Linked DNA regions of Homo sapiens: region 1 is linked to region 2. Evidence: read pairs that join two places in POLR2A ChIA-PET (ENCODE). Cell type or tissue: OCI-LY7. All regions are shown on one strand. Each heading gives the region's core, and the rest is flanking DNA. Links, peaks and the distances in the headings are about the cores only. Region 1 overlaps PRCP (prolylcarboxypeptidase). Region 2 overlaps RAB30 (RAB30, member RAS oncogene family).

Region 1 (16,151 bases), core at 2,745-10,744, 150 kb before region 2:
GGCAGAAAACAGTTTAGAATGAGATGAAGACAGCAAGGGCAAGGAGGGGGTAGAAAGGAGCGTGCTTGCCTCTCTGCCACAGGAAATTGCATTTGGAACTGAAAAAGAGTAGAAAAGCACAGGACTTGGAATCAGGCAACTACCACTTACTAGATCTGTGGTCATGGTTGGGGAGAGAAGGGAGTCACTTCATTTATCTTGCCTCACGGTCCTCATTTATAAAATTGAGACAATACGTATTTCTCCTCTCACTCAGGGTGTTTGTGGGACTAAAATGAGAAAAGGTAAGCAGAAGAGTTCTGAGGTCTATAAAGTATGATTCAAGCATTAAAGGGGAGATTTTATTTGTTTCTTTTTTAAATAGGCCTCATGATAGAAGCTACGTGTTTTGGGGTTTGTTTTGCTTTGATTTTTCACAGTAATGTGTGGTGCCTAACTACTGGCATATAATGAGTGCTTAGCAACTTTTTCTCAATGAATAGTGCTTTTACTGTCTTTCCCTCAAGTCCCCAACCATACTGCAAACTCTCATCCCTCAAATCGCAGTTTGAATGTTGCTTCTCCTTTAAAGCCTTCCTCAGAACTTTAGGAGGAGTTCATCACATCTGCATTCACACTCCCACAGCATCCTGAATGCAACACAGATTCTTAGCCCAATGTGTGTAATCATCTGACATTGTGACTGTCTTTCCCCATGAGCCTTGAGCTCCTTGAGAACACTGAGCTTTACCTTTAAACAGTTAAACTCCTTAACACTATACCTTCACAAAGTTGCCGTTGAATAAATGTTTGAGTGAATGAATGATAAGTAAACAAACAATCCAAAGAATTGGGGTTATTTGGCCTAGAAAAGAGGAAGTATCTCAAGAATCAGTCCCCAAAATTAAGTTTATTAAATTTGCAGATTAATGTCTATACTAGACGTTGTGCTATTGCGCTGTGTAGAGGATAAAGTGTAAGGCTATTGAGTTAACAATCAGTTTTTCATTTCGTATGCAGGGTAAAACTTGAGGAAAGGGTCTTAAATTATGATGGGAAAAATTTAGATTCGACCTAGTTAACATCGACACTATTGCCACTTGGGGCCAGTTAATTCTTTGTTACGGGGGAGCTGTCCTGTGCATTGTAAGATGTTTAGCATCATCCTTGGTCTGTATCAGGGATGTCGCTGGCACGCCCCCACCCCAGCTGTGACAACTAAAACCATCTCCAGCATTGCCAGCTGTCCTCTAGGAGGCAAAATTGCTACAAATTGAGAACCACTGTTTTAGATCTAAAGAACAAACTCAGGTGAGGGTTCTGTGGCATCAGAAAAGGAGACGGAAGAGATGGTAGATCTGAATGTAAGCTCGTTGAAGATAAAGCAGATGGGTGTTTTACTGATTTATATTTTACCTTTGAAGGGAGGTAGATTGACCAAATGAACTGACATCATATGGTAACATATGAAATGTCTTCTGTTAACCATAAAAGAGACTTCTGAAATAGGAATAATCTGATAGTTCTTTGATGATGAGAGGCCATTTATCAAATCATCTGGCTTCTTCCACTTCTGTAAATTTATTCAAGGACACTTACTGTACATTATCAGTGTCATGGCACTTCCTATTTTTTATTTTTTATTATACTTTAAGTTCTAGGGTACATGTGCACAACATGCAGGTTTGTTACATATGTATACATGTGCGTGTCATGGCACTTTCTATATCTCCTTAGCACACAGCTTCATTTAGAGTTTAGTATCTTGGAGTTATTGATTGACAGTTTTTTTTTTAACTTTCTTTCTTTAGCTGTGCATCCCTACATTTTAGGAGTTACAAAACAAAGAAAAACAGTTAACACCACTCCACCAAATGAATAGAGGAAATTTAGTAAAGATGTCAACCTCTCTGTATTGGAAGAAGCTCCTTGTTGCTTGTCTTGACCCTGCCTCCCATCGCTGAGGAGTCTAGTTCACCTCTAAGCCAAGTAGGATGAGAGTATATTTGGTGTCTGAGCTCATTTTTGAATCTACTTCATTTGTGTTACCACACATTATTCATTCCCCCTGTTCAACTATCTACTAAGACATTTAAACTGGCCAAGAAACATCTATCTAGCAAAATTTTGGCTGAGAGTGTTCCTCCAAATAGAATAATCTATTTCTAAATTAAACCAGATTAGCAAAAATGTGTACACCTGTAATATAGTTCCTTTGTTCACTGTAAAATCATTGTTATACTCTGGTGTTATGACTTTCGTTTATACTGAAAGAATGTACAAGTATGAATACAATGAAATCTATAAATATGTGAAGAGAGATTAGAGCTCCCACTCATACTTTTCCCATTTCTGAGGTTCTTCCAGTAAGTTCCCGCGTGGGCTTCTCCAGATTAATTGGTCTGTTTTTATCTGCTGCACAGAGTAAACTGTTTAACTGCTTTTATTTTTGTTTTCTGCTAGAAAGCTTAGAGCCAGATTTTCTTAGCCCTCATCTTCAGAAAATATGTAGACTTCTATGGCAGTATTTCCCAACAGGTGCTCAGCAGAGCACTAGTTTCTCAAATGTTGCATTTAAAGAGTTTCAGATCAAATAAATTTGAGAAATGTCACATTCTTGTTAATTCACAATGAGTGAAATGTTACATGAAAAAGGGTTCTGGATCAAATAAGTTTTGGGGAAAAAAACCTTAGTTTTGGAAAGTTTTTTTATTGTTTCACAATGTTTATAGCATATTAAAGGTTTGAGAGATTTGGTAATAAAGATAATCTGTTTAAACTTGTTTCAACCATTGCCCATGTTCAAATACTTTTGCTCATGGTATCCCTTTTTTATGTAACACCTGCTAACATCTGGCCTTAACAGCATTCTGCAGAATCCAGTTGATAAATCCCGCCTTATGGTTTCCATTCCTAGATCCATTTTACATCTCTAACCCTTTTAAATCTCTTATGTCCCACTTGTGCTGTGTTCAGTGTATATCTGTTTTGTGTGTGTGTGTGTGTGTGTGTGTGTGTGTGTGTGTGTTTTGAGATGGAGTCTTGCTCTGTCACCGAGGCTGGAGTGCAGTGGCGTGATCTCGGCTCACTGCAACCTCTGCCTCCGAGGTTCAAGCAATTCTCCTGCCTCAGCCTCCTGAGTAGCTGGGACTACAGGCGCGTGCCACCATGCCTGGTTAATTTTTTGTATTTTTAGTAGAGATGAGGCTTCACCATGTTAGCCAGAATGGTCTCGATCTCCTGACCTCGTGATCCTCCAGCCTCAGCCTCCCAAAGTGCTGGGATTACAGGCATGAGCCACCACGCTCAGCCTCAGTGTGTATCTTTAGATCATCTGAAATCCTTTCAGAACAAAGTGTGACAAAAATACATGAATAACTAATAAACATGTTGAGCTGTATGACTTTGTGTTGGGATTCACTCAGGATGGTGGCAGAAATATTAAAGGGAAATATTAGGGAAAGTTATAGGGAATAGTCACGAACCTTTTTGGAAGGCCGAAAGGTTACATAGCTTCTAATAGTTGAACAGGCTGAAGGCAGCCAGTTCTTACCTTACAGCATTAGGTCATAGGGTAAATAGTAGGGACAATAGAGGCTTCCCCATTTAAGTCTGTTTACCTTACCTCCATTAACTAACCTTTGAACCAGATGGCCCTCTCCAAGGCGGTGTGGAGGTCTACCAGGAATATTGCCCCCTAATGGTATTTATTTTAAACCGCAGTACCTGAGCTTTAATCATTCGTGGAACTACTCTGTTAACCACGTTAATTATCCACAAGTGTGTGGACTCAAAGCTTCTGTTGTTAATTGTATACTAAATAAATGCCTGAAGTGCGAGCTGCTCAGGGCCGGCCACAGTAACAAACCTCTCTTGGTGTGCAGGCAGTCGGGCACTCAGCAGGACTGGCAAAACAGAATATCTGTGTGTCAGTGTACGTTTTATTCATCTGTCCTTTAGGCCAGGGTCTGCAGGCAGAACCCCACAGCTAATGACCTCTTGTGAGAAGCAATACCTCAACCTTAGGCAAGTAACTTTCACATTTGAGTTTCTTGTTAAAGATGTTAGCCACATTAAACAAACACAAAGAGATAAATGATCCCAAGATTGCTTTCCAGGTCTGCTGTTGGAAGATTCTATCTTTCCATTCCCATTACTAAAGATAGCAAAGTTTATTGGCACCAACCCCACACCCCACCACATCCCTTTTTTTTTCTTTTTTTTTTTTTTTTAAGACAGGGTCTCTCTCTGTTGCCCGGGCTGGAGTGCAGTGGCATGATCATGGGCCACAGCAGCCTTGACCTCCCAGGTTCAAGTGATCCTCCCACTTCAGCCTCTTGGGTAGCTGGGACTACAGGCATGCACCACCATGCTCAACTAATTTTTTTAAAGAAATTTTTTGCAAGGCAATACATGATATGGCCCAGGCTGGTTTGGAACTCCTGGGCTCAAGTGATCCTCCTGCCTTGGCCTTCCAAAGTGCTGGGGTTATAGGTGTACGCTACCACACCCAGCCCCAACCCATTCTTTGACTCCTTGAATGGCTGTGTTCAATGTTCTGTTCCCACCTAACATCAAGGCAAAATTACATTCAACTACCTTGACAGAGAGTTCCAGCCTGATAGAGTGGAAGAGGGAGCCCGGCACATGCAGTTCAAGTGAGGGTAAATCAGAAAGTCCAAGTTTCAGAGGTACTGAGTACTGGAGATCCCCTTTCCAAAATCCAGGGAAGCCAAGGGCACAAGGTTACATGGGCACATCAGAGCTCCGAAAGGTACATGGCTATAGAAAGAGATCAATAGAAATCCTGATCTTTCTGCCCTAAAATGTATTCATTAAATATAAATGTATGGAGGGCCTACTGTGTCCTGCCTGCCAGGACCTGTGCTAGATTGCTGATCATTAGAAGGAATAAGATATAGTCCTTGTCTTCAGAGAGCTTGGTTTTCCTAAAAACAGGATGAGAACACTAAGCAAAATATTATAACTTAGGATATGTATACCAACTTAGAGGTGGTCAGGTACTGTTTACAGTGCTAGAAAAGAAGACAGACAATCCCCACCTTGGTGGAGTTTACATTCTAGCAGACACACTAAGTGTAAGCCTGGTTCTGTGAGAGCACAGACAAGGAATTACTTCCTTTAGGAAAGCTGGGAGAGACTTCAGAGGGAAGGTAGTCAAATTGTTCCAGGCTTTAAATGATGCACAGCAGTTTACCAGTAAAAAAAATATTGGAGGTTGGTGCTGAGAAAGGAATTTTAGACAGAAGAGCAGTATTTCAGAATTATGAGAAGTTTGGTATACCTGAAGTGCAGGGTTATTAGGAAAGTGAAGGGTGGCAGTAAAAATGGGAAATGAGTCCAGAGAGGTAATTTAAGGAAAGGCTGTAGTGGGGCTCAAGTGGTGTCTTGGATCAGTGGAGTCCTATGCAGAGGAATTAGGATGTTTGGGTATTTCTTTAAAAAGTATCAGGTTAAAGACAGTACACTATAGCTCCTGAAGTATGTTTCTCAAACACTAGCTCCTTGAGCTCATGCTCTGATTGCCATCTACTCACCATGACTCTCCAGCACACACTGAGTCAAATTCCATTGACTTTCCTTACTAAATCTTTCTCCAATTTTCCCACTTCTCCTCATCTCCATCTCTACCACTCTAGTCAAACCTACCTTCTTCTCTTAACTTGACAACTGTGACTGGGGTCTCCTACCTTACTTGCTTGTCCCCTACAATGCCTACTCTACTCTATAGCCAGAGTAGTCCTTTTAAATGAAAATCTGTTCGTGTCACTCCCCCGATTAAAGCCCATCAAAGGTTTTTCATCCGCATAATTCTACTTGAATGAGCATTCCCCCTGCCCATGTCTCCATATTCACCTTATGTCACATTCTCTGTGGTTGTTTGCCTTCCCATTGCAGGGGCCTTCTTTCAGTTCCTTGAATATGCTACACTCAGGGCTTTTGCATGTGTCATTTACTCCACTCCTCTTCCTAGTATAGTTCCCATTCATCGTTTAGATCACAGCTAAAATGTAACATCTCAAAAAGGCACTGCTATTCCCCCAGACTACCTTACATTGTCTAAATGCTAAACATTTAACATTTAGTGTTATGAAGAGTTGGGGCCATTAGATTAGAACATTTAGCAATTAATCTCTATTTTCCTATTAGATTGCAATTAATGTCCTAATAAGCTCAACTCTTCGTAACATTTATAATTGTACCAATTCATTGTATAACTTGACATTTCGTGTCTTTCTCCCAGCAGAACACAAACCTTATTAAATTAGGTGCTGTGTTTGCTTTTTCGCCATTGCATTTTTTAGGTTTTAGACCAATGCCTTATGCCTAGGAGATGCTCTGTTAAGAATAGAAAAAGCTGGCCAGGCGCGGTGGCTCACGCCTGTAATTCCAACACTTTGGGAGGCCGAGGCGGGCAGATCACGAGGTCAGGAAATCGAGATCATCCTTGCTAACACGGTGAAACCCCGTCTCTACTAAAAAAAAAAAAAAAAAAAAAAAAAAAAAAAAAATTAGCCGGGTGTGGTGGTGGGCACCTGTAGTCCCAGCTACTCCGGGGGCTGAGGCAGGAGAATGGCGTGAACCTGGGAGGCGGAGCTTGCAGTGAGCCGAGATCGCGCCACTGCACTCCAGCCTGGGCAACAGAGCGAGACTCCGTCTCCAAAAAAAAAGTTGTATTCTCAATCACCATTTTGGAGAGTCACATACTATTTACAGATAAACGAAGCAACTATTTAACTTCATTTGTCCCATTATTTTCCACACTTGCTCAACTATAGGTATAAGTCTTTCTACTACACAAGTTATTGGCATTTTGTTGGATACCTGTGCTCCAAGAAACACTGTGTGATAGATGTCGTGTGATTGAGTTGCCTGAACTGCTTCCCCAATCCTAAGAAGTACACCTTTGTAACCATGTTTTCATGGCCCTGTTCTTTCCTAACCACCTGAGAGTTGTGCATTTGTGAGGTATTGCTCCCTCAGAGGGTCGAGGACACCATTCTAAGAAGTCATTATGGGCATTGTGCGAGTAGAGAAAAGTAAGCTGGTCTGTAGAGGGAGAATAAAGCAGTCATGGGAAGAGAAGCATTAGGCAGGGCTCCCACACTCAAATGAGTCAGGCAGGATGACAGAAGTAAGATAACTGAATTCAAATTCAAATTCCAGATTCTTTCAACTAGGGGCTCTCAAAAGTGTGATGCTCCAGCATCACCTGGGAACTTGTTAGAAATGCACCTTCCCAAGATCCACCCCAAGACATGTTAGAAACTCTGGGATGGGGCTCAGCAATCAGCATTTTTACAAGCCCTTTTGGGTAATTCTGATGCACGCTTTAGACTGCCTATCGAACTGTAGACATCTGACGAACAAATCCAAACCACAGTCTGACAATGGGTCACCTCTGTTGAAAGTGAAACAGAACACAGCAGTACTGATTTTTAATGACTTTCCAGACCCTAGTTCTAGTTCCCCATGATTCCTGGTAACCCAAGTCCTGGAGCTGATCTGGCAGTTTCAAAACATTTCTTTTCCTTAAGCTGGTTTTGTGGGCTTTTGTTGCTTGAATCCAAACAAAAATAAAACTGTACCAGTAAAATGAAGCAAACAAAATTTGCCAAAAAGGAGCCCCAGTTCTGCCCCAGTTTTGCCAAAAAGGAGCTGTGAGGCCGTAGATAAGTTCCTTCTCTCTAAGCTACAATTCTATCCCTTACAAAATGATGCAGTTGAACTGGATATCTCAGGGGCCTTCACCCTCTACTATGCTGGCTTAGACACTGGCTCCTCTGGATAACCTCTTGGCGCTACAGATTCCTTATGAAGGTTCTCCTAAGTTACTTTAGTTCTACCCATTGACTCCAGGCAGTTAAAGTAACAAAAACAGAAAATAAAAAGCACCCAATTCTTTCTAAGCTCTTGGGAGCTGAAAAAAATAAAAATAGAAAGCACTCAAGTCTCCATGTCTCTCTTTCCCTGTCAGTAAAAAGTGCAGTTTTATTAGAGGGATGCTTTAAATAATAAGGCTTATCTGACACTCCAATTCTTTTTCATGTTAAAATTAAACCTTAGCATATTATAATTATACTCACTTCAATTAAGGCTGCTATCTATATTCCTAAAATGCATACAGTAATAGGATACAATTATGCTTGCCAAAAAATTCTATTTTTTGCAGTTTGTTTCTTCAGAATAATGTAACTCATCCAAATAATCAACATCAAATAAAATGGCAAAGTATTTTAAAGATTCTACACAAGGGAAAAACCCTAAAATCGTAAAATAAATTGTAAGAATATCCTCTATTGAGCCCATAAACCCTGCATTATTTAATTTCTTAGTTGACAAAGAATAAAAACTAGTATTGTTTTGGCCCTTAAATTCCCACCCAAATCGATTGTTCTGTGATGCTGAAACAAAATAGTTACCAAATGCTTTGATAGACAACTCATTACAATGAGAACTGAAGGCTCCCAAAATAAGACAAAGATTTTCCTGTATCTCCCAGATGCCAGGGAAAGTAAAGGAAATATTTCAGCTTTCCATCCCAAGAATGAACTCTATATATGCCCTTAAAAAAAAAAAATGCCATAAAAATGATCAAGCTCAAGGTACAGTTTTTTAAAAGCAGAAAATGTTCCCAAGGCAGGGTGAAGAAAAAAAAATTATTGAGAGAAAATGAAAAGAAACAAGGAGGAAGAAATCTTTCAACAGAGTAGAAACTGTTAGTCTCTCTCTCTCTGTCTCTCTGTGTCCCTGAAAGGTTTTGATCCAACCCTATTTGTTATCCTAGAAAAGCTCTCTGAAGAAAGGTCTCAGTGTAAGAACTGCTTGAAAGAAGCCAACCCCTTGGAAATAGGAATGGCTTGGCCATTTATTAATGTCAAATATGCTGCCTGCATGAATTAGTCAGCTTGTCTTTTGGAAGTCATACAGAAAAGTTCTTGTGCACCTGCCTGTTAGTGTCTAACACTTCTGGTTTTAATGACAGCAGTAACAACTATCAGAAAATAAAATTTTAAAAATTTAAAAGCTGAATATTACTATATTCTACTTTTGGAATAGCTGATTCATCAATTTTTAAAGGCTTCTTACTGAAATATAATTAGTGACTACAGCATAAAGCTTGCTCAGATTTAAAAAGACAAAACAGAGTCATTTTCCTAAACTGGCAGAATTCAAACAAATTAAAACTGACCTTAGAAACAAAGAGAAATGGAGCAGAAAAAGGCCAGATTTCTTACTGGCAGTACCACAGTGGCCAACATCCCAGAACTAAGAAAAGCTGCCAAGTGGAAGAGAAAAAATTAAAGGACTTTCCAAAAACAGCTAAGCCCAGTGCACACAGCATTTCCATCAGCCGGAGTTGAAGTGAGCTTCAGAAGCAACACACAGGTATAAGGTCCAGCTGTATTATTTATTTACAGCACAGTTCAAAGTCATTAAATCCGGTACAAAAGAAATGGCTCTCACTTCCTGGATTGGCACCAGACATCCTACCAGCTGCAATTACATCATTTTTTATCTATCTTCTGCTTTTACTTTGTGTAGGGTAGGGATGGGGACTTACAAATGGGCCAAAGACACTTCAACCTCAAAACCAAAGAGAAATCTCTGCTTGCAGAGATACAAAGAAAGTAACTCTCCCTCTTATGAAAAGCAACCAGGAACTCTACTCCAGTTATGAGGGCCACTGATGGTGTGGGAGAGCTATCAAGAAGATTCTTCCTAGACGTGGTGCAAAGACAGTGAGAACCCAGGAAATCACATTCATGGGACACTTGCTCTTACCGTCATCACCCTCTATTCTATCTCAACTTTGGCCCCATCAAATCTAATGATAAACAAAAGAAGGTAATTACATGTAGAAAATCAAAGTGAATGGGAATGTGGTGGTGTGAACATAAAAGAAGAAATTGAAAACAATCAAAAGTTTCTCAGTGCTGCTTTCCCGCACTGTCATAGAAATCTCTGATCCAATTCTTCATATGTCTAACTTCCAAGGAGCGGGCTAACAGCACAGACATAGGATCCAAGGCATTCTTGGTGCGGAGATCTAAGTGGTGGGCCCCCTCTGAGATGGTGACTGCAACCAGAGTGTCTGTGATATCCTTAGTTACTCCACCTCCTGACCAGGGGTCTAGTTCACCATTGCTGCAAGTGAAAAAAAGAAGAAAAAATAAAGTTGTTAGTTTTTCATGTTAACACTCAGATAAGCTAGAAGAAACCTATTACATGTTTAACACCTAAAATTATAAACTTGTAACCTGGGGGATTTGATCTGAGGATCTAATTTATCATATGGATAGATACTTCATACTGGAGTTTTGCAATATTCATGCAACCAGGTGCAAAAAAAGAACCAGAGATAATTGAAGGAGGCGTTCCCACAAATCAACCTAGACTGTACTGGGATATGAAATTTAGAAACCTGAATTTCAATCCTGATTTCATTATTCAAAAGTTATATAATGCAAGTTACCTGACTCAGTTTCCTCATCTGTAAAATGGAGATAACATGCCAGGCGCAGTGGCTCATGCCTGTAATCTTTGCTCTTTGGGAGGCCAAGATGGTGAATCGCTTAAGCCCAGGAGTTCAAAACAAGCCTGGGCAACATGGTGAAACTCCGTCTTCTCGAGGGAGGGAAGAAGGGGGAAAGGGAGGAAAGAAGAAAGGGAGGGAGGGAGGGAGGAAAGGAGAAGGCTGCATTTTTTATCTAATATAGTACAGTACTTTGGGAAACAGGATGGTAGATCTAAAAAATGTCACCAGGATCTGGAATCCGAAAATTTGGGCATTACACGAAAATCTTCATTTTACATTAGCTTTAAAGTTAAGGAAATGCTACTAGGTTTTTAGTCTCAGCTGGTTCACACAACACAATTCAGAATAATGTAAAGAGAATCAGTCACTGAAACTGAGTATCTACTTTCACTGAGTAAAAAATCCAATACAACCACAGACAGCATCCCTAATAATATTTCTGAACAGTTTTGTTGAGATATAATTCATCTACCACAGAATTTGTCCATCTAAAACACATAATTCGATGGTTTTTAGTATACTCAGAGTTGTGCAACCAGCACCACAATCCATTTTAGAACACTTTCGTCACCCCAAATAGAAACCCATACTCATTAGCAGTCACTCCCCATCTTCCTGCCTTGCTCTCAGCCTCAGGAAACCATGAATCTATTTTCTGAATCTATAGATTTGCCTATTCTGGACATTTCATACAAATGGAATTAAATAGTAGGCGGTCTTTTGTAACTGGTCTCTTTCACTCAGCGTAATGTTTTCAAGTTTCACCCATGTTGTGGCATGAATCAGTACATGTTCCTTTTTATTGCCAAATAATATTTCATTTATGGATACATCATGTTTTATTTATCTCTTCATCATTTGATGCACGTTTGTATTGTTTCCACTTTTTGGCTAATGAGTACTGCTCCTTTGAACATTCACATACAAGTTTTTGTGTGGATGCATGATTTCACTTCTCTTAGGCATATACTTAGGAATTTCTAGGATATATAGTAACAACCTATTAATTAGCTACCAGACTACTTTCCAAAGGGACTACACCATTTTATATTCCCAGTAGCAACATTTGAGGGTTCCACTTTCTCTACATCTTCAACACTTATTATTATCTGTCTATTTTAGACATCCTAAGCTAGTAAGTATTAAATGGTATTTCACTGTGGTTTTAATTTGCATTTCCCAAGAGACTGATGGTATTTAAACATCTTATGTGCTGATTGGCCATTTTTATATCTTCTTTGGGAAAATGCCTAGTCATATCTTTGTTCATTTTTTAACTAGGGTTATATATCTTTCTATTTTTGAGTGAGAGCTCACACTCTCTTAACTTGTGTGTTGTAGAGTAACAAAAGCATGAGCTTTGGGATCAGACACACTTTGGTTCCAATTTCAGGTCTGCCTCTCATCTGCCTAATCTCATGGAAACAGATTCCTTAGGCAAAAAACTGGCACTGAAATACCTGGATCTAAGTACTCAGCCCATTGCAAGCATTAGATCATTTTCCCCTTGCATGGCACTCTTGGCATATCTTTACCCACATACCACTGGAAATTACTTATAGAACATTTTTATGGGTGTCCTAATATTTGTTTAATGCAAACTCCGTTTTGCTGGTATTGTTTACAAAGCCTTATCTATTCTAGATACAAGTCCCTTATCAAATATATGACTTGCAAATATTTTCTCCCATCCTGTAGACTATCTTCTAACTTTCTTGATAGTATCATTTGCAGCACAAGTTTTTCATTTTCATGAAGTCGATTTATCTATTTTTTCTCATTGTTTATGTTTATGGTATGGTATCCAAGAAACTGGTGTCTAACCCACGGTCATGAAGATTTGTTCCTATGTTTTCCTCTATGAGATTTATCATTTTAGCTCTTATATTTAAGCCTTTGACCTATTCTGAGTTGATTTTTTTGTTATAGTATGAAATAGGGAGCCAACCTCATTCTTCTGCATGCGGATCTCCAGTTTTCCCAGCATCATTTGTTGAAAAAACTATTCTTTTCTCAATGAATTGTCTTGCCACTTTTGTTAAAAATCAATATGCCATACATATAAGGTTTGACTTCTGGACACTCGATTCTCTTCCACTTGTCTATATGTCTATCCTTATGCCAGTATCACACTGTATTGACTGTAGCTTTGTAATAAGTTTGAAATCAGGAAGTGTGAGTTCTTCAAGTTCGTTCTTCCTTTTCAAGATTGTTTTGGCTATTCTGGGTCCCATATATTCCTATATGAATTTCAGGATCAGTTTGTCAATTTCTATTTTTTTAAAAAAAAGTCCAGCTGGAAATTTGACAGAGATCACGTTGAATCTGTGGATCAACTTGAGGAGTATAGTCATCTTAATAGTATTAATTCTTCTAATACATAAATATGAGATGTCTTTCCATTTAAAGGAAGCAATTTTTAATGTCTTTGTTTCCAATGTATATATCTTGCACTTCTTTTGTTAAATTTATTCCAAAGCATTTTATTCTTGATGCTATTTAAATCAAATTTTTCCCTAGTATAACATATTATGCATAGATTGCATTCGTGTTTACAAAGCCTTTCACATTTGTTCATTGTAACAACCCTATGAAGTAGGTTTAATTACAATTCTTTTATAAAAGAGAAAACTAATGCCCAAAGAGGTTAAAAGGCTTGCCAAAATCATTTGATTTGGCAAATCTGAGATTCAAACACAGTTCTAAAAACCCTAGTCCAATGCTTAATTTTACACTATGTTGCATTTCAGCGGAACCATGACTGCTGTTGGAAGTCGACAGCTTACACTCTCTTGTGTGCTGCAAAGTAAGAAAAGCATAAGCTTTGGGATCAGACACACTTTGGTTCCAGTCCCAGGTCTGCCTCTCATCTACCTAATCTCATTGAAACAGATTCCTTAGGAAAAAAACTGTCACTGAAATACCTGGATCTGAGTATTCCACCCATGGCATGTATTAGATCACTTTCCCCTTGAATGGTACCTCTCGGCATATCTATACCCACCACTTGAAATCACTTCTAGAACATTTTATGTGTGTCCTGATATTTGTTTAATGCAAACTCCATTTTGCTGGTATTGGTTACAAAGCCTGAAATAAAAAGTCTTCAAGCCCACATTATCAAATACATGAAAATAATTCCCATAATTTGCAAAATCATCAAAAAATTTCTCAGCTATAAGTACAACCTATATACAGATGACTACCAAATAATGTATCTAGCCAGGATTGTTCCCCTAAACTTCAGAACCAAAGTTCAATGGTGTACTTGACATTTTTACATGGAAGTCAAATTAGACACTTGGCAGTTCCTGATGCTCCCCAAATGCCAACCAGCTCCTCCTGCCATCTTCTCCAATCTCTGTCAGTGGGAAGTCTATCCTTTCCATTGTTCAGGCCAAAAAGTTTGATGTCACTCTTTAATCTTTTTGGTCTCACTCTTTAATTTTCTCATTGTTTAACACACAATCTGTCAACAAATCCTGTCATCTATATCTTCAAATATATCCATAATCTGACCATTTTGTATTACCTCCACTGCACAACCCTGATCCAAGTCACCATTATCTCTAGCCTGAGTTACTATAATAGCCTTTTAACTGATCTTCCTGCCTCTACTCTTGTCTCCCTACAATTTAATATCAATAGAGCAGGCAACTTGATCCTGTTAAAACCTGAACCAGATAATGTCATTCCTTTTCTCAAAATGCTCCAAGTTTTCCCATCTCATTCACAGTAAAAACCTAAGTCCTTACTAGAACCAACAAGTTTCTACATGATTCAGGCCCTCTGCTCCCTCCCTGATTTCACCTTCTATTACTCTCTCACTTACTAACTCCACTCCAGCCACACTGACCTTACTCCACGTGAAGAAGAACATGCTGGGGCTCTTTCAAGGCCTTTGCCTTTGGTTAATCCTCTTACCCCACCAACCTCATGGCTAGCTCCTTTACTTCCTCTATATCATTTTTTAAAAGTCACCCCTTGATGAAGTCTTCCCTGGTCACTCTAATAAAAAATTTCAACTGTTTTCCCTCCCTATGACATTTTATAGTCCCCTTCCCCGGTTTACTTTTTTCTCCTTGTCACTCACATCCTTCTAACATATTTATAAGTTCTATCTTGTTTCATTTCCTATCTCTCAAATTAGAACTCCATGAGAGCCGAGATTTTTGTCCATATTGTTTATTTCTACATCTCCAAGTTCCTAGAAGCAGACCTGGCTTAGAAAAGGAGGCCCAAAAAATTTACTGAATGAACTTAAAAAGTGTCTAGTTGTCTGTGGCCTCATACTGGATGCCCATCATAGACATCTATAAATACACGTATGCAAGTTCATAAACATGTTGTAAATCACTTTGGTACTTTTTACGTGGGAAAGAAAAGTTGATATAAATGATTAATAGAAATATAAAGAGATTAACCTTCAGCTGTGTGTTAATAGTGGAAAGAACAATGAATTAATTCAGTAGATCTACGTTGTACATTTTTACTAGCTGAATGACTTTGGGTAAGTTACTGACCCCTGTGAACCTCAATTCTCACTGGATTATAGAAAAAAATGTTTTTTAAGAAAGATAGTACCCTTCTCTCAGAGAACTACTGTGAGACCCAAGTCAAATAATATATGTGAAAATAAATAAACTATAAATACTATACAAATGTGCGATGTCATTATAGTTATTACCATACTCTGTAAGCATAATAAGTATTACCACCACCAAGAGGTAAATGAATCATGAAAATGTAAATGTACAAATTATATGAGAAAAAAACATTTAGGTACATTAAGTATATGTGTGTTTGTAATACAATCTAAAATTGCCTGCGCTGGCCAGGCACGGTGGCTCACACCTATAATCCCAGCACTTTGGGAGGCCGAGGTGGATGGGTCACTTGAGGTAAGGAGTTCGAGACCAGCCTGCCCAATATGGTGAAACCCTGCCTCTACTAAAAATACAACAATTAGCCGGGCGTGGTGGGGCATGCATGTAGTCCCAGCTACTTGGGAGGCTAAGGCAGGAGAATGGCTTGAACCCGGGAGGCAGAGGTTGCAGTGAGCCCAGATCATGCCACTGCAATCCAGCCTGGGTGACAGAGCAAGACTCCATCTCAAAAAAAAAAAAAAAAAAAAAAAAAAAACTACACTCCAGAAGTGTACTTTTTTGGTTTTGTTAAAAACAAAAAGGAACACTCATGTAAAATAGAAGCCTTAGTTTTCAACTACCAGGTAAACTTTTAAAGTAAACTACATAAGGAGTTGGATTCTCTTAAATTAACAAATCGCCTTTATCATTATTCCAAATTGACAAGCCCAACCCAGATAGGAAACTCTCCATTATTTGCAAAACAAAGAAGCTATCCCAACAGCCACATAATAAGCAAACTGCATTTGATTTAAAAGGTCATCTGAAATAGCCTAGTGGCTTAGCAACAGTGTTTGGAGTTGCTGAGAGACCTAAGATGCACATGGACTTGAATTTCTTGGTCCTAGACATGTGAAAGCTAAACCAGTCATTGGAAAATCTACAAAAAAAAAAAAAAAAAAAAAAAAAAATCCTGGCTTTCATGAGAGGATCTAGATGCCTGGGTAAAATTCCCCCAACAGGGA
Region 2 (16,151 bases), core at 4,082-12,081:
TTCAAGTCATCCTCCCACCTCAGCCTCCCAAATAGCTGAAACTACAGGCACATACCACCATGCCCAGCTAGTTGAGCTCATTCTTTTTTATGGCTGCATAGTATTCCTTGGTATACATATACCACATTTTCTTTATGCAGTCTATCATTGATGGGCATTTAGGTTGATTCCATGTCTTTGGTATTGTGAATAGTGTTGCAATGAACATATGCCTGTGTCTTCATAATAGAATGATTTATATTCCTTTGGGTGTATACCCACTAATGGGATTGCTGAGTTGAATAGTATTTCTGTCTTCAGATATTTGAGGACTTGCCACACTATTTTCCACAATCATTGAACTAATTTACACTCCCAACAGTGTATAAGTGTTCCTTTTCTCTGCACCCTCACCAGCATCTGTTATTTTTTGACTTTTTAATTGCCATTCTGACTGGTGTAAGATGGTATCTCATTGTGGTTTTGATTTGCATTTCTCTAATGATCAGTGGTGATGAGCTTTTTTCATATGATCGTTGGCCACATGTATGTCTTCTTTTGGAATATGTCTGGTCATGTCCTTTGCCCACTTTTTCATGGGGTTGTCTTTTTCTTGTGAATTTGCTTAAGTTCCTCATAGATGCTGAATATTAGGCCTTTGTCGGATACATAGTTTGCAAAAATTTTCTCCCACTCAGTAGGTTGTCTGTGCACTGTTGATAGTTTCCTTTGCTGTGCAGAAGCTCTTTAGTTTAATTAGATCCCATTTGTCAATTTTGCTTTTGTTGCAATTGTTTTTGGTGTTTTCACCATGAGATCTTTGCTCATTCCTACGTTCAGAAAGGTATTGCTTACATTGTCTTCCAGGGTTTTTATAGTTTTTGGTTTTACATTTAATTCTTTAATCCATCTTGAGTTAATTTTTGTACATGGTATAAGGAAGGGGTCCAGTTTCAATCATCTGCATATAGCTGGCCAGTTATCCAGCACCACTTATTCAATAGGGAATCCTTTCCCCAGTGCTTGTTTTTGTTAGCTTTGTCAAAGATCAGATATTTGTAGGTGAGCAGCCTTACTTCTGGGTTTTCTATTCTGTTTCATTGGTTTATGTGTCTGTTTCTTGTACCAGCACCATGCTGTTTTGATTACTGTAGCCCTATAGTTTAGTTTGAAGTCAGTTATTAATAGCATGATGCTTCCAGCTTTGTTCTTTTTGCTTAGTATTGCCTTGGCTATTCAAGCTCTCTCTCTCTCTTTTTTTTTTTTTCTTGAGACAGTCTCACTCTGTCACCCAGACTGGAATGCAGTGGCGTGATCTTAGCTCACTACAACCTCTGCCTCCTGGGTTCAAGTGATTCTCCTGCCTCAGCCTCCCAAGTAGCTGGAATTACAGGTGCACACCACCATGCCCGGCTATTTTGTATTTTTAGTAGAGATGGAGTTTCACAATGTTGGCCAGGCTGGTCTCAAACTCCTGACCTCAAGAGATCCACCCACCTTGGCCTCCTAAAGTACTGGGATTACAGGCATGAGCCACTGCACCCGGCCTTTTTTTTTTTTTCCAGCTTTGTCACCAGGCTGGCGTGCAATGGCATGATCTCAGCTCTCTGCAACCTCTGCCTCCTGGGTTCAAGTGATTCTCCTGCCTCCGCCTCCCAAGTAGCTGGGATTACAGGCATCAGAGCTTTTTTAAATTCCATATGAATTTTGAAATAGTTTTTCCTAGTTCGTGAAGAATGTTAGTGGTAGTTTAATAGGAATAGCCTTGAGTCTATAAATTGCTTTGGGTAGTATGGCCATTTTAACAATATTGATTCTTCCTATCCATGAACATGGAATGTTTTTCCATTTGTTTGTGCCATCTCTGATTTCTTTGAGCAGTGTTTTGTAGTTCTCCTTGTAGAGATCTTTCACCTCCCTGTTTAGCTGTATTCCTAGGTATTTATTTTATTTTATTTTTGTGGCAGTTGTGAATGGGATTGCATTCCTGATTTGGATCTCGGCTTGACTGTTTTTGGTATGTAAGAATGTAAGTGGTTTTTGCACCATCATTTTGTATCCTGAGACTTTGTTGAAGTTAATGAGCTTTTGGGTGGAGACTATGGGGTTTTCTAGATTAGAATCATGTCATCTGCAAACAGGGATAGTTTGACTTCCTCTCTTCCTATTTGGATGCCCTTTCTTTCTTTCTCTTGCCTGATTGCCGTGGCCAGGACTTCCAATACTGTGTTGAATAAGAGTGGTGAGAGAGGGCATCCTTGTCTTCTGCCAGTTTTCAAGGGGAATGCTTCCAGTTTTTGCCCATTCAGTATGATATTGGCTGTGGGTTTTTCATAGATGGCATTTATTATTTTGAGGAATGTTCCTTGGATACCTAGTTTATTGAGATAATCATGCAGCTTTTGTCTTCTGTTTATATGATGAATCATATTTATTAATTTGTGTATGTTAAACTAAACTTGCATCCAGGGATAAAGCCTACTGGATCGTTGTGGATAAGCTTTTTGGTGTGCTGCTGGATTCAATTTACCAGTATTTTGTTGAGGATTTTTGCATCGATGTTCATCAAGGATGTTGGCCTGAAGCTTTCCTTTTTGTTGTTGTGTCTCTGCCAGGTTTTGGTGTCAGGATGATGCTGGCCTTGTAGAATGAGTTAAAGAGGAGTCCCTTCTCCTCAATTTTTGGAGTAGTTTCAGCAGGAATGGTACTAGCTCTTCTTTGTATATCTGGTAGATTTCAGCTGTGAATCCATCTGATCCTGGGGTTTTTTTGTTGGTAGGCTATTTATTACTGAATCAATTTCAGAGCTCATTATTGGTCTGTTCAGGAATTCAATTTCTTCCTGGTTCAGTCTTGGGAGGGTGTATGTATTCAGGAGTTTACTCATTTCTTCTAGATTTTCTAGTTTATGTACATAAAGGTGTTCATAATATTCTCTGATGATTGTATTTCTGTGGGGTCAGTGGTAATATCCCCCTTGTTATTTCCAATTGTGTTTAGTTGAATCTTCTCTCTTTTATTCTTTATTAGTCTAGTTAGTGGTATATATATTTTTTTTTTTTCAAAAAAAAATCTACTGGATTCATTGATCTTTTGAATGTTTTTTTATGTCTCAATCCCCTTCAATTCAGCTCTGATTTTGGTTATTTCTTTTCTTCTGCTAGCTTTGTTCTTGGTTCTCTAATTCTTTTAGTTGTGATGTTAGGTTGTTAACTTAAGATCTTTCTAAGTTTTTGATGTGGGCATTTAGTGCTATAAATTTCCCTTTTAACACTGCGTGTCCCAGTGTCCCAGGGATTCTGGTATGTTGTATCTTTGTTCTCATTAGCTTCAAAGAACTTCCTGATTTCTGCCTTAATTTTGTTATTTACCCAAAAGTCATTCAGGAGCAGGTATTCAATTTCCATGTAATTGGATGGTTTTGAGTAAATTTCTTAGTCTTTGTTTCTAATTTGATTGTGCTGTGGTCTGAGAGATTGTTTGTTATGATTTCAATTCTTTTGCATTTGCCAACTCAAGTGTCCATGGTGGTTGAGGGGTCTCCTGCCAGGGTTCCAGAGGCCTGTGGTTTCTCCTTGTCAATTCAACTCACCCATTCCTCTGGAGCCATTGTGGGCCAGGAACAAGGTCCAGTGCACAGTAGACCATGCAGGGTTCCCAGCTTTCTCCTCCTTCAGCTCAGCTTCTGGGTCTTCCCTCTGTTCACTCTTGGTGCCTTCCCTCTGAAGATCTATTAGGAGCATGCCAGTCATCTCAGTCCCTCGGTGGGAGCTGTTCCACTTAGCTGTGTCTAGTCAGCCTTCTTGCCCACCCCTAAAGATGATTTTGCACGTACAAATATTGACACTCAGTGGCTGGGCAGAAGTTCTCTCATTTTAAATATCAATTTGAATTGGTAGCCGAAGTTTAAGAATTTACTTCAGAACTGTTCCCTGGTCCTGCTTGCCTCTGTGCAGCACAGCTGGACCATACCCTACAGGTTTCCCACTTCCACTGCAAACACCTGGGAATGCCCTGTATCATTTCATTTAATCCTCTGAACACTGCATGGTCAGTGGTATTAGCTCAATCTTACACAAGAAAAAACTGAGGTTGGCCAGGCGCGGTGGCTCACGCCTGTAATTCCAGCACTTTGGGAGGCCGAGGCAGGCGGATCACAAGGTCAGGAGATTGAGACCATCTTGGCTAACACGGTGAAACGCCGTCTCTACTAAAAATACAAAAAATTAGCCGGGCGCGGTGGCGGGCGCCTGTAGTCCCAGCTACTCGGGAGGCTGAGGCAGGAGAATGGTGTGAACCTGGGAGGCGGAGCTTGCAGTGAGCCGAGATTGTGCCACTGCAGTCCGGCCTGGGCTAAAGAGCGGGACTCCGTCTCAAGAAAAAAAAAAAAAGAAAAAACTGAGGCACAGAGGCAAAATAACTTGTTCAAGGTCACAATCAGTATATGGTAGAATTAGAATTCAGTTTTTTGTCTATAAAACCATGTTCTTCCCACAAATGTTAAGGCAAAAATTGTTAACTGCCTACTCAAATAGTCATTCTCTGCTTCCTTCTCTGTAACAAAACACCTATTTTACTCAGGGTAGCATTATTCCCTATTGAAAGAATATATTTTCCATGCTCCCTTGCAGGCCAAGTCCTGGCCAGAGAGATAAAAATGGAAATGTTGCGTGGAAAATATTATGAAACCACAATACTAGTCCCAGGCTACCAACCTCTAGACTTTCACATGATGACAAAAAACAAGCAAACAGACAAAAATCTTATTTTGTTGTCTCAGATTTCAAAAATTATATATAGCCAAATAATCCTAACCAGCATGCCACATATGTCAGTATTTTACCACATTTTGTTCTTGAGATAGGATCTTGCTCTGTTGCCCAGGCTGAGGTACAGTAGCACAATCATAGCTTACTACAGGTACAAACTTCTGGGCTCAAGTGATCCTCCTACCTCAGCCTCCCAAGTAGCTGGGACTACAGGCACATGCTGCCACGCCTGGTTAATTAAAAAGTTGTGGGGGTTTTTTTGTAGAGATGGGGCCCCACTATGTAGCCCAGTCTGGTCTTCTGGTCTTGAACTCTTGGTCTTAAGTGACCCTCCCGCCTCAGCCTCCCAAAGTACTGGGATTATAGGCTCAAGCCACCATGCCCAGCCCTCACCATGTGTTTTTGTTGTTGTTGTTGTTTTTGAGACAGTCTCACTTATTGCCCAGGATGGAGTGCAGTAGTGCGATCACAGGCTCACTGCAGCCTCGACTTCCTGGGCTCAAGTGATCCTCCCACCACAGCCTCTTGAGTAGCTGGGGCAACAGGCACACACCACCATGCCAGGCTTTTTTTTTTTTTTTTTTTTTTTTTTTTTTTAGAAATGGAGTTCCACCATGTTATGCAGACTGGTTTTGAACTCCTGGGCTCAAGCGATCTGCCTGCCTTGTCCTCCCAAAATGCTGAGATTACAGGCATGTGCCACTGTGCCCAACCACCACATGGTTGGGTGTTTGTTTTTGTGTTTGCGTTGCACAATTTTCTAAAGCCAAATAATTCTGCTCATAATGGCCCATCGATTAGTAAAACAGCTGTCAGTGTCCAAATTATTAGCATTATCTTACAAAAAAAAAATAAACCCAGACCTGGCACGGTGGCTCAGGTCTGTAATTCCAGCACTTTGGGAGACTGAGGTAGCAGAATTGCTTGAGCATAAGAGTTCAGGGCTGCAGTGAGCTGTGATTGTGCCACTGCACTCCAGCCTGGGCAACAGAAAGACATCCTGTCTCTAAAAAAAATAAATAAATAGACCTATAGGTTCTATATTTTTTAAAAAAATACAGAATCCATGCTTGAGGATATCAAAGATATATTTAAAACTTTTCAGATACAATAACGATATTATGGTTGTTTTTAAAACTCTTGTCCTTTAATGATACATACTGGAATATTTCTGGATGAAGTTGTATGATGAGCCAGGTGCAGGCGCTCATATTTGTAATCCCAGCACTTTTGGAGGCCAAGGTGGGAGGACTGCTTGAGGCCAGGAGTTCAAGACCAGCCTGGGCAATAAAGCAAGACCCCCATCTCTAAAAAAAAGTTATTAAATTAAATTGAAATTTAAAAATTAAGAAAAAAATTGTATGATGTATGGGCCTTGCTTCAAAATAATACAGAATGGAGAAAATGGGGGGAATATAGATAAAATAAAATTGACCATGAGTTGATAATTATTGCAATTATTGACCGTGAGTTGATAATTGTTGCAATTATTGACCATGAATTGATAATTATGTGTACATAAAGTATCATTACACTATTTTGCTTTTATCTATGTTGACATTTTCTATAATATAATACAAAGTTAAATAAGATATAGCCAGAATCAAGAGCACTTCCCACAATCTCCAAACTTACTCCTATGGTACAAGTCACCTTTTCTCACCTGCAGTTTACCAGTAGTCTCCCTAGATGGTTTCATTTCTTCTGCCTTTGCCCCTTTATAATCTATTCTACAGGGCAGCAGAGTGACCATGTTAAAATATAAATCCAAATTGCTCCTCTACTCAAAACCCTCCAAGGGCTGCCATTTTACTCTAGGTGAAAACCAAAGTCCTTGCAATGGCCTCCAAGGTGCTGTGATCTATGCCAGTATCCCCCTCAAATCTCATCTATCCTTGCCCCATTCATTGATTTTGTTTCACCCATACCAGAATCCCTGATGCTCCTAGAGAACCAGGAATTCTTTTGCCTTAATGTCTGTGCACATTCTGTTCCCTCTGCCTAGAACATGTTTCATCAAGATTTGTATACTGTTCCCTTCCTCACTTCTTTCAGGTCTATTTTCAAATGACACATTATCAATGAAGCCTTCCCTTGACCACCATACATAAATTAGCAACACTCCACCATCATGACCTTTCCCTGGTTTGTTTTTTCTTTCTCACCCTCACTCAGGCTGGAGTGCCATGGCACAATCACTGCTCACTGCAGCCTTGACCTCCTCCTCAAGTGATCCTTCCACCTCAGCCTCCTGAGTAGCTGGGACTACAGGCATGCACCAGCATGCCAGCTAATTTTTTGTATTTTGTAGAGAAGGGATTTCGCCATATTGACCAGGCTGGTCTTGAACTCCTGGGCCCAAGCAATCTGCCCACCTTGGCCTCCAAAAGTGCTGGGATTACAGGTGTGAGCCACCATGCCTGGCCTTATTTTCTTCATAGTCATTATCACCACTTGATGTACTATACATTTCTTTATTTTCTACCCCTTCCATGCTATGATGCAAATTCCACAAAAGTACCTTTTTTTTATTTTGTTCACTGCTATAGTTCCAGTCACTAGAACACTACCTGGCGCATAATAATAGGTAACTGGCAAATAAATGAAGACAAGCATTGAGATCCTCATTTAACAAATGAGAAAACCGAGGTGAAAACAGGTTAAGTAACTTGTCCAAAATAATATAGGTACTTTGGCCTAAAGCCTTTGTACTCTTCATTCCCTTTGCTCAGAATATTTCCATGTTCAAAGCAGTGTCTTAATCTTTGCCTTGCCTCAAAATCTGTATGCATTGTACTTCAGGAGCTGAAAGTACTTCACAGGGTTACGATGAAGATTAAATATAAATATGAGCATCAGTAAACTTTGTAGAATGTCAGGCCTCATACAGTTTTTAATTCTTGTGGGTTCATCTCTAAGATCAAAGTCAGAAACACTGTTTCTCCAAGCTTATTTTGATCTAGATGTGAAAATGTAACCATTCTATGGCCCGAATAAATTCCAGGCATGAAAATACAGATAAGATGTCTTATATTATTAACATGTGTTTCTTGCAAGTAATGGAAATAAGATATTTCAGTTCCTGAAATGTACTACAGGTCTTGAACTATTCAGATGTGAGCACCTGGCCGAAAGTACACCCATGTGATTATGGTTTAACTATAGCTCGAGGTTTCATCTCTCAGTTGCAGATGCGTTTTGAGGTATATAGATAGCATATATCAATTATAGTCTGCCAGGTAGCAGACATGGAATAACTGAGTCAATTAGTAATAGTGATCCTCAATGTTTTTCAAAATACTGATTTCCAGTTTGCCAAAGAATTGTGTATCTGTAGTATTACACTGCCCATGTGAGAAGCACAATGATCTAAACATTTTGATATTTTAGGAATAAACTGTATTTATGCTTTTTTTCAGTGATCTGTAATGATTTTTATATGAATGAGCATTTTAAAATTATATGCAAGTTTGCAATTTGTCCCATTTAACTAGTGGAAAAACCAATGTGCAAGGCAAACTAACTTGTCCAAATTCCCTTAGTGGTTAAAACAAAGCAGAATGAAAAAACTTAAAGTGGCATTTGCCTGCCAGTCTTTGCTGCTATGACTTACAAGATCATATTGAGAGGTGACAGCATGCTGGCAGCCCGCGCAGCGTCGCTCGCTCTCGGTGCCTCCTCGGCCTCGCCGTCCATTCTGGCCGCGCTTGAGGAGCCCTTCAGCCCGCCGCTGCACCATGGGAGCCCTTCTCTGGGCTGGCCGAGGCCGGAGCCGGCTCCCTGGGCTTGCGGGGAGGTGTGGAGGGAGAGGGACAGGCGGGAACCGGGGCTGCACGCGGCGCTTGCGTGCCAGCTAGAGTTCCGGGTGGGCGTGGACTTGGCGGGCCCCGCACTGGGAGCGGCCCGCCGGCCCTGCCGGCCCGTGCAGTAAGGGGTTTAGCACCCGGGCCAGCAGCTGCGGAGGGTGCGCCGGGTCCCCCAGCAGTGCTGGCCCACCGGCGCTGCGCTCGATTTTTCGCCGGGCCTTAGCTGCCTCCCCGCGGGGTAGGGCTCGGGAGCGGCAGCCCGCCATGCCTGAGTCTCCCCCTCACCACCGTGGGCTCCTGCGCGGCCTGAGCCTCCCTTACCAGCGCCGCCCCATGCTCCAAGGCGCCCGGTCCCATCGACCGCCCAAGGGCTGAGGAGTCCGGGCAGGCTCACGGCGCGGGACTGTAAGGCAGCTCCACCTGCGCCCCGGTGGCAGATCCACTGGGTGAAGCCAGCTGGGCTCCTGAGTCTAGTGGGGACCTGAGTCTAGAACCTTTATGCCTAGCTGGGGGATAGTAAACACACCAATCAGCACCGTGTGTCTAGCTCAGGTTTGTGGATGCACCAAACAGCACTCTGTATCTAGCTAATCTGGTGGGGACTTGGAGAACCTTTATGTCTAGCTAAGGGATTGTAAATGCACCCATCAGCACTGTGTCTAGCTCAAGGTTTGTAAATGCACCAATCAGTGCTCTGTGTCTAGCTGATCTGGTGGGGACTTGGAGAACCTTTAAGTCTAGATAAGGGATTGTGAATATACCAATTGGCACTCTGCATCTAGCTAATCTAGTGGGGACCTGGAGAACTTTTGTGTCCAGCTCAGGGATTGTAAACGCACCAATCAGCACCCTGTCAAAATGGACCAATCAGCTCTCTGTAAAACAGACCAGTCGGCTCTCTGTAAAATGGACCAATCAGCAGGATGTGGGTGGGGCCAGATGAGAGAATAAAAGCAGGCTGCCGGAGCCAGCAGTGGCAAGCTGCTGAGGTTACCTTCCACACTGTGTAGGTTTTATTCTTTGGCTCTTTGCAATAAATCTTGCTGCTGCTCGCTTTTTTTGGTCCACACTGCTTTTATGAGCTGTAACACTCACCTCAAAGGTCTGCAGCTTCACTCCTGAGCCAGCTAGACCACAAACCCACCAGAAGGAACAAACTCCGGACACGGCGCCTTTAAGAACTGTAGCACTCACCGCAAGCCTCCGTGGTTTCATTCTTGAAGTCAGTAAGACCAAGAACCCACCAATTCTGGACACAATATGAGAATGATATAAAATTGCAAGTATCTGGCTGTTTTTGACTTATAAGAATGCCAATTCCATGTGGTTCAAACTAATATTAATAATGGAACAGGTAAAAACCATGACACGTGTGAATTTAGAAAAGAAATTTCTGCAAACACATTCTTTTAGTGAAGGTGCTAAAATAGCAAAATTAAGAGCCTCCTACCAACTGCAGATAAGCTGACATAGGACAATAACAAAATTATAGCAGATGATTTTCAAAGCCCAATACTTTATAAATACCAAATAATAGTGGCAGAAAGGGTTACAGTTTGCCTATGTTCAATTAACTAAAGAACACTATGCCAGAGAGCCCAAGGTCAAAGGTTTGACCCCTTTGTCATCCTGTTAACTCTATCATGTTTCATGACCTACTGTACTCTTAGTCCAGGACATTCATCTCTGAAATGCACGCCCAAGGCAGAGGGTGAGAGGTAAGGATTGGAGTGGAAATGAATTTCAAGAAAAGGTACAAATCTATGACTTTTGCAGTGGAGATGGGGGCATCTAAAAGGCAGACTCTTGTGCCTGCCCTATGGTACATGTTCAATAAGTGGTGAATAAATGGATGGGTGAAGGAGTGAATGTCCTGCTAGTGATGAGTAATCTCATTACTAATTTTGTAGAAAATCTCTAGTAATATCACGTAATGTGTTTTAGCTGGAAGGGACCTTGAAGCTATCTAATCTGGTGTCCACATTTTGATAGTTGGGAAAAATAAAGTTTAAAATGAAATGACTAACCTAAAGTCACACTGACTGGGACTAGAATTTATGGCTTCTCAATGTCAGAACTGGGACTAGAATTTGTGGTTCCTAGTTCTCAGTGTAATACTCCTTCCAATATATATGATAGGATAAAGGATCTTTCTCACCAATAGAAATAATTAGCATGTAATTTTCACATCCTGAAATAGCAGAGTAGTCTCGTTTAGTGTTTATAATCGGAGGAGGCCTTAAAGATTATCTAATCTAGCCCCTTGTTTTATAAAGTAGAAAACCATAGTGCAAATGTTAAATGACTTGTCCAAAGTTAGCCAGTTAGAAAATCAACATTTAACTCAGGTCTCCAGATCCCCCAGATCCAGGGCACATTTTGCACCGTGCTGAAAGACATTAGTACACTTAAAGTTTGTTTGCTTTTTACATATTTTGATGGCATATGATTCTCCAAATGTGGGCAACAGGAAATGTTTATTTATATACAAGTACATGGGAAAGCAATTTCCATTTAGTTTTTTTAAAAAATTGTTACAAATAAAAAGTTTTTAATACATTCATCCTTTGCACACAAAATACATTCTTTTTCTTTTACTCTCAGTATGAATTATTTCTTAATAATAGAAAACATAGGCTACAATGAATGGACAGTCATATGGTTTGGTGATTTGACAAACTTTTTTCAAGAAGCAAAGTCCAATTTTAAAAGACAGACAATATATAAAATAACTTACATATTTAAAATGCTACTTCATTGAATCCTAAAAGATTGAATGAGTACTCTTATCCAGCATGATTTGTAGTTGTCCTTTAAACAATGCAGAGGACAAGAAATCCTCTATGTGATGGCAACTCAATTTCTACAAGACTGAAACAGTCTTCATGAAATTGATTGCTTATCACATCTAAATGACAGGCTCATAGAAAAATTCTTATGGATGTATTGGGGAGTTAGTCTTTATTCAGAGGTCTCCTAATTGATCAATTAAACTAAGATCGTAAGTTGCACTCTCCAAACAGGATTGCAAGAGGTTCTACGTAAATAAACATAAATGATTTGATTTGATTTGTCAGACTAATTGTTTTTAAGAGAGATGTGAAAACATACACCCATACAAAAAACTTTTACATAAATGTTCACAGCAGCATTATTATAATCAAAAGGTGGAAAAAACCCAAATGTCCATCAAATGATAAATGGACAAATAAAATGTGGCATATACATGCAATGGAATATTATTTAAACATGAAAACAATGTACTGATTTATGCTACAACATGGATGAGCTTTAAAAACATTATGCTTACTTAGAGAAGCCAGACACAAAAGGCCACATGTTGTTTGACTATATGAAATGTCCAGGATAGGCAAATTCATAGGGACAGAAAGTAGATTAGTGGTTGCCGGATGCTGGGGGAAGGAGGAGGAGGAGTGATTGCAAATGGTATGGGGTTTCTTTTGGAGGTGATGAAAGTGTTCTGAAGTTAGGGAGTGGTGATGTTGCACAACTTAGTGAATATGATTAAAAACATTGAAGTTTACACCTTAATAGGATAAACCGTATGGTGCATGAATGATATCTTAATTTTAAAAAGAGATGCAACTTCATTTAAGAATATTTTGTTCAAGTTTGTATTCCCTCCCCACTTCCCTTTTTTAATGTTGATTGAATTTTTCATACAATCACCTTTCTACAGAAGGTTTTCAGCTAATTGGACTCGGGTCATCAGTGGGTTATATTTCTAACAGGCTTTTTGTTAAGTAAAAAGATCAATATATGAACACATAAAATATGATGTAGTATACTGTTAATATTTGCATATTAACATTTAAAATCAAGTACTATTCTTATATTGAAGTTGGTTAGATTTTATATAACGCTGTATACAAATAATACTGATATCCTATGCTTAAAACCAATAGCCAAATATCAAGAATCGAGTTCATAAAACTCAGTGATTAACCTGTTTATTAGTTAAAACTATGTATGTATTAATATTAAAGATCCATGTTTCAATGGAGTGATAGGAAATGTGGGGGAGATCAAGGATTCTCTAAGTCTTCATAAAGCAGCTTCTCTAAATATTTTAACTAGCTGCTGAGATCTCCAGAATTATATATTTTGCATTTTATTTCATCTCTATACTAAAAGTCATGCATTAAAAGTGTGTACAAGATATATGGGGCACACTTTTCCCTTCAGATTATCAAAAACCTCTTTTTACTCCTGTATTATCTGAAATTTTGAGCAGAGTTTGTTGTTTTTTCTTTTTTTTTTTTTTTTTGCTGAAAACAGAAATTTTGCTCACGAGTTAGTTCAAATACATTTATGTAGCTCCCTTATATACTATCAAAGGAGCTCCAACCATCTGGTATGTCTGGAAGACACTTCAGTGAGTAGAAATTAGAAGCCAGCATTTGAAATTTTCTATCACAGGGACATGAAAGCCTAAACCGGCCTTAAAGGGATAAGAGGATTTTACATTTTTAAAAAATAAATCAATTAACATTCATTGTCAAATAACCTACAAGAAAGTTCCACTAGCATTCTGCAATTGTATAGAATAAGAGAATATTTGTTGCTAATGATTACATTCCAGAAAGCAATATGTTTAGCAGCTGTTTTTCAAAAGACTTGTCAAGTTTTACTATTGTTATTTAATCCAGGCATAAATGTGTAACCTTAAACAAAAACTGTGCATTATTCAACCAGCTAGTGACAAATTATCTTAACAAAGTAGATTATCTTTTGCTTTTCTGTACATGAATTTTTTCTTTATTAGGCATTTTGTATTCCAATTTTTGTTTTAGAATTTAGTGCACACGTAGAAAGGGGAAGAAACGCTTTTGGATGTTGGTAATTATGTACATCAAATAATGTCATATATGAAATTAAAAGCAGATCACAAAACCGAGATTCATGCCTCCATTTTTACCAAGGGGAGGAAACAAGAGCCATACAGCCAGAATAATTCTTCAGAAGCACACTTTGTTATCAATTATGTAACTAAAGAATCAAAGTATGTATATATAACTGAAGAGTTAATCAACAGTAAGACCGTGATCTACATCTGATACCAATAAGAAGCTAAGAGTAATAAATACCTATCCTGACATTCACTAAGTAAATAATGACTATCATTTTAATAATCATTATTTTTTCTGACTGTTATTTTTTTTAAATAGGCAAAAGAGCAATAATAAATGGCAAATGTGGCTCCTTAAAAAGAAGATAGGGATCAACCCAGTTTTCTTCCCATGAAGAATAGGAACAAGAAGAAAGAGGTTTAAATTGCTCTGTGAGGTATTTCAGTTCTAAGATTAAGCTTCCTGATAATGAGTTTACAACCCTGGAATTGCCTATTGGGAGAGAGAGAGAGACCACCTTGCCTGAAGTTTGTAAAGAAATGGAGGGTGACAGTAGTAATGCCCAAAGGCAAAAGGATGGATCAGACAAATGAATTCCTTTTAAGGCACCCTTTCAGAAATGGAGTTCTTTTCTTTGAAGCCAGGAAAGTTTCTTTGTTTTGTCTCTTAAGGATCTACACTTGGCATCAGACCATTCAAAGTCTGCTCTTAATTAAAGTGAAAAAGAACTAATATTTGAGTGCTAACTGTTTACCAAGCACTGTACTTTCAACTTATCTCATCTAATTTTCACAATAATCCTGACAGGTCTATCTCATAGATGAGAAGATTGATGCTCAAATATTGTGCTTCGTCTAAAGTCTCAGCTAATTTGTGGCATACTAGAACTCCTCACACCTAAACTAGTGTTTCCCCTTCTATATAACTCCCCACATCACTCTCCAAAGTGTCAAAGTCAGCAACCACCACCGATTCCGTCAGGAACTAGAACACAGCATCTCCAAAAATTCTGCTTTAAATCAATGGAAAAGTAAAATTTTGGCTCATACCTCAAGAAGTCAAAGAAGTGGTGACTAGCCTTTGTGCTCTGACCTCTTGTCCAAAGGAGTCCAAGAAAGTCTCAATCAAACTCAAATAGATTTGTCACCATACAGATTTAAGACCAATGACTTAAAAAAACAAAACAAAACCATAAAAAAAGACCAATGAAGAGCCGTCTATCAGCCTTGCAAGGGTGAAAGTTATTTTGCAGGTGGAATAATTTGGGCCATAGGCTTCAATAGCAAAAATTGCTTACAGTTACCTCTAATTTGCAAGTCAAAAATACTTGTTTTTATTGCTTTCCACATAAAGCAATTTGACCTCAGTTCTTTTAAACTCATGTATTCTCAAGAGAATCAAACCAACTAAGGAAATGTCATTGATACTTTTCTAAAATAGATCTTGTGGACTGCTTTATGTCAGTGACCCACCAGCCCATCTCTCTTGGGAGTTGGTCTGTTTGTGAGAACTTTAACAGAAGATTCTGCTCTGTTAAAAAGGCCTATCCTAAAATCTTGAAAGAGACACCCATTATTTATTAAACAGAGCAAGGCCTATGTTTAGCAAGTGATAAATGAATATACTTCATGTAACTTCTACTAAAACAATACCTTTTGATTCAACAGGACATCAATGAATGGACCGACAAAGCAAGTCCAGCATAGGGCATAATGGAGGGCCAGTCTCTTGGCCTAACAACGTGCAACCAACCTCTTCCCTGAAAGATAAAGGTGGGATGCACTTGTGGCAGAAGAACGAGGCCCCATTAAAAAAATCATTAGCTATGAATTAACAGATATTTAATTGAACATGTTATGAGAGGCAAAGTACTACATACAACATGGAATTTAGGTTAATAGGTCACCTGCTCCAATCTCCAACCAATTGGATCCTCTCCACATCTTTGCCTCTTGACAGAGGCTATTACCTGAGGCAGACTGTCCCATAGTGAACCAACTTTTTGAGAATGGTCGCCCTGACATGGAACCCAAATCTGTGTCCCTACGGCCTCATTCAGTAGGCCTCATTCCACCCCTCTGAACCACAGAGCATCTTGTTCTAATGCACTAATTGTATTCCCCTCTTTTTCCTAACCTAAGTCTCCCCAAATCCTTCAAGTATTCTTTAAATGGCTTGCATTTAAAATTCCTTCATCAGACTGGTAATGCCTCAATTTGTTTTTAATTTCAAAGTATGGCTCCTGGAAATGATAATAACATTCCAACATCAAGGGACTGAGGAGAGGAGATGAAATGCCATCTCCCTTACTCTAATGTTGCTATATTAATATGTGTTTTGAAGGGATGATAATTTCTTAATTCAGTATGAAAAAATTACCAGTGTGAAGAATGTAAAGGAAGGCATCTTTCCTTCCAAACGCAAATAGGCTCATGCCACAGAAATGAAATCCAAAAAGAAAGTAAAGAAAACATATCCCTCCCTTATCCCAAAATTAGTGTTTAACCATGCTGCTTAAATGGAACACATTTTGTCTGAAGGATGAGAAGCAAATGTTGTTTCACAGCTTTTAATTCTTTAGCGAAGTCTCAAAAGTATCATAGTATAAACATGTCAGGACCATGGTTGAGAAAAGTAACCAGTTGCAGTTAAAACAACAACAACAACAACAAAAAATTTTGGAAAAAAAGGAATGGCAAACTCTAGAAGATCTCTCCCAGAGGCTA

The links. Peaks named below come from ENCODE experiments on the same cell type or tissue, not always from the same donor. Only the 100,000 strongest peaks of a DNase experiment are listed, where the experiment ranks them.
Region 1: POLR2A ChIA-PET joins it to region 2 with 6 read pairs; 2 of 35 experiments call an interaction of 5 or more read pairs at or near these places.

What each region holds. Positions count from the first base shown.
Region 1 is chr11:82,814,974-82,831,124 of GRCh38, forward strand. It overlaps PRCP (prolylcarboxypeptidase), which reads right to left. Exons shown (of 9, transcript NM_005040.4): 9 at 7,963-10,149. The coding sequence ends at 9,933. It overlaps LINC02734 (long intergenic non-protein coding RNA 2734), which reads left to right. Exons shown (of 3, transcript NR_183631.1): 3 at 1,791-2,768. Among named protein-coding and RNA genes, the nearest start is that of LINC02734, 42 kb to the left of the region's middle. In OCI-LY7, for the core only: a CTCF peak has its summit at 3,668 (motif pointing left); a DNase peak (open chromatin) is centred at 9,448.
Region 2 is chr11:82,962,121-82,978,271 of GRCh38, forward strand. It overlaps RAB30 (RAB30, member RAS oncogene family), which reads right to left. Exons shown (of 5, transcript NM_001286060.2): 5 at 11,013-16,151. Among named protein-coding and RNA genes, the nearest start is that of DDIAS, 68 kb to the left of the region's middle. RefSeq lists enhancers at 9,560-9,639, 9,700-9,789. In OCI-LY7, for the core only: no CTCF peak of the experiment used is centred there; DNase peaks (open chromatin) are centred at 7,871, 8,331 and 11,971; H3K4me3 peaks cover 2,876 bases; H3K27ac peaks cover 7,264 bases.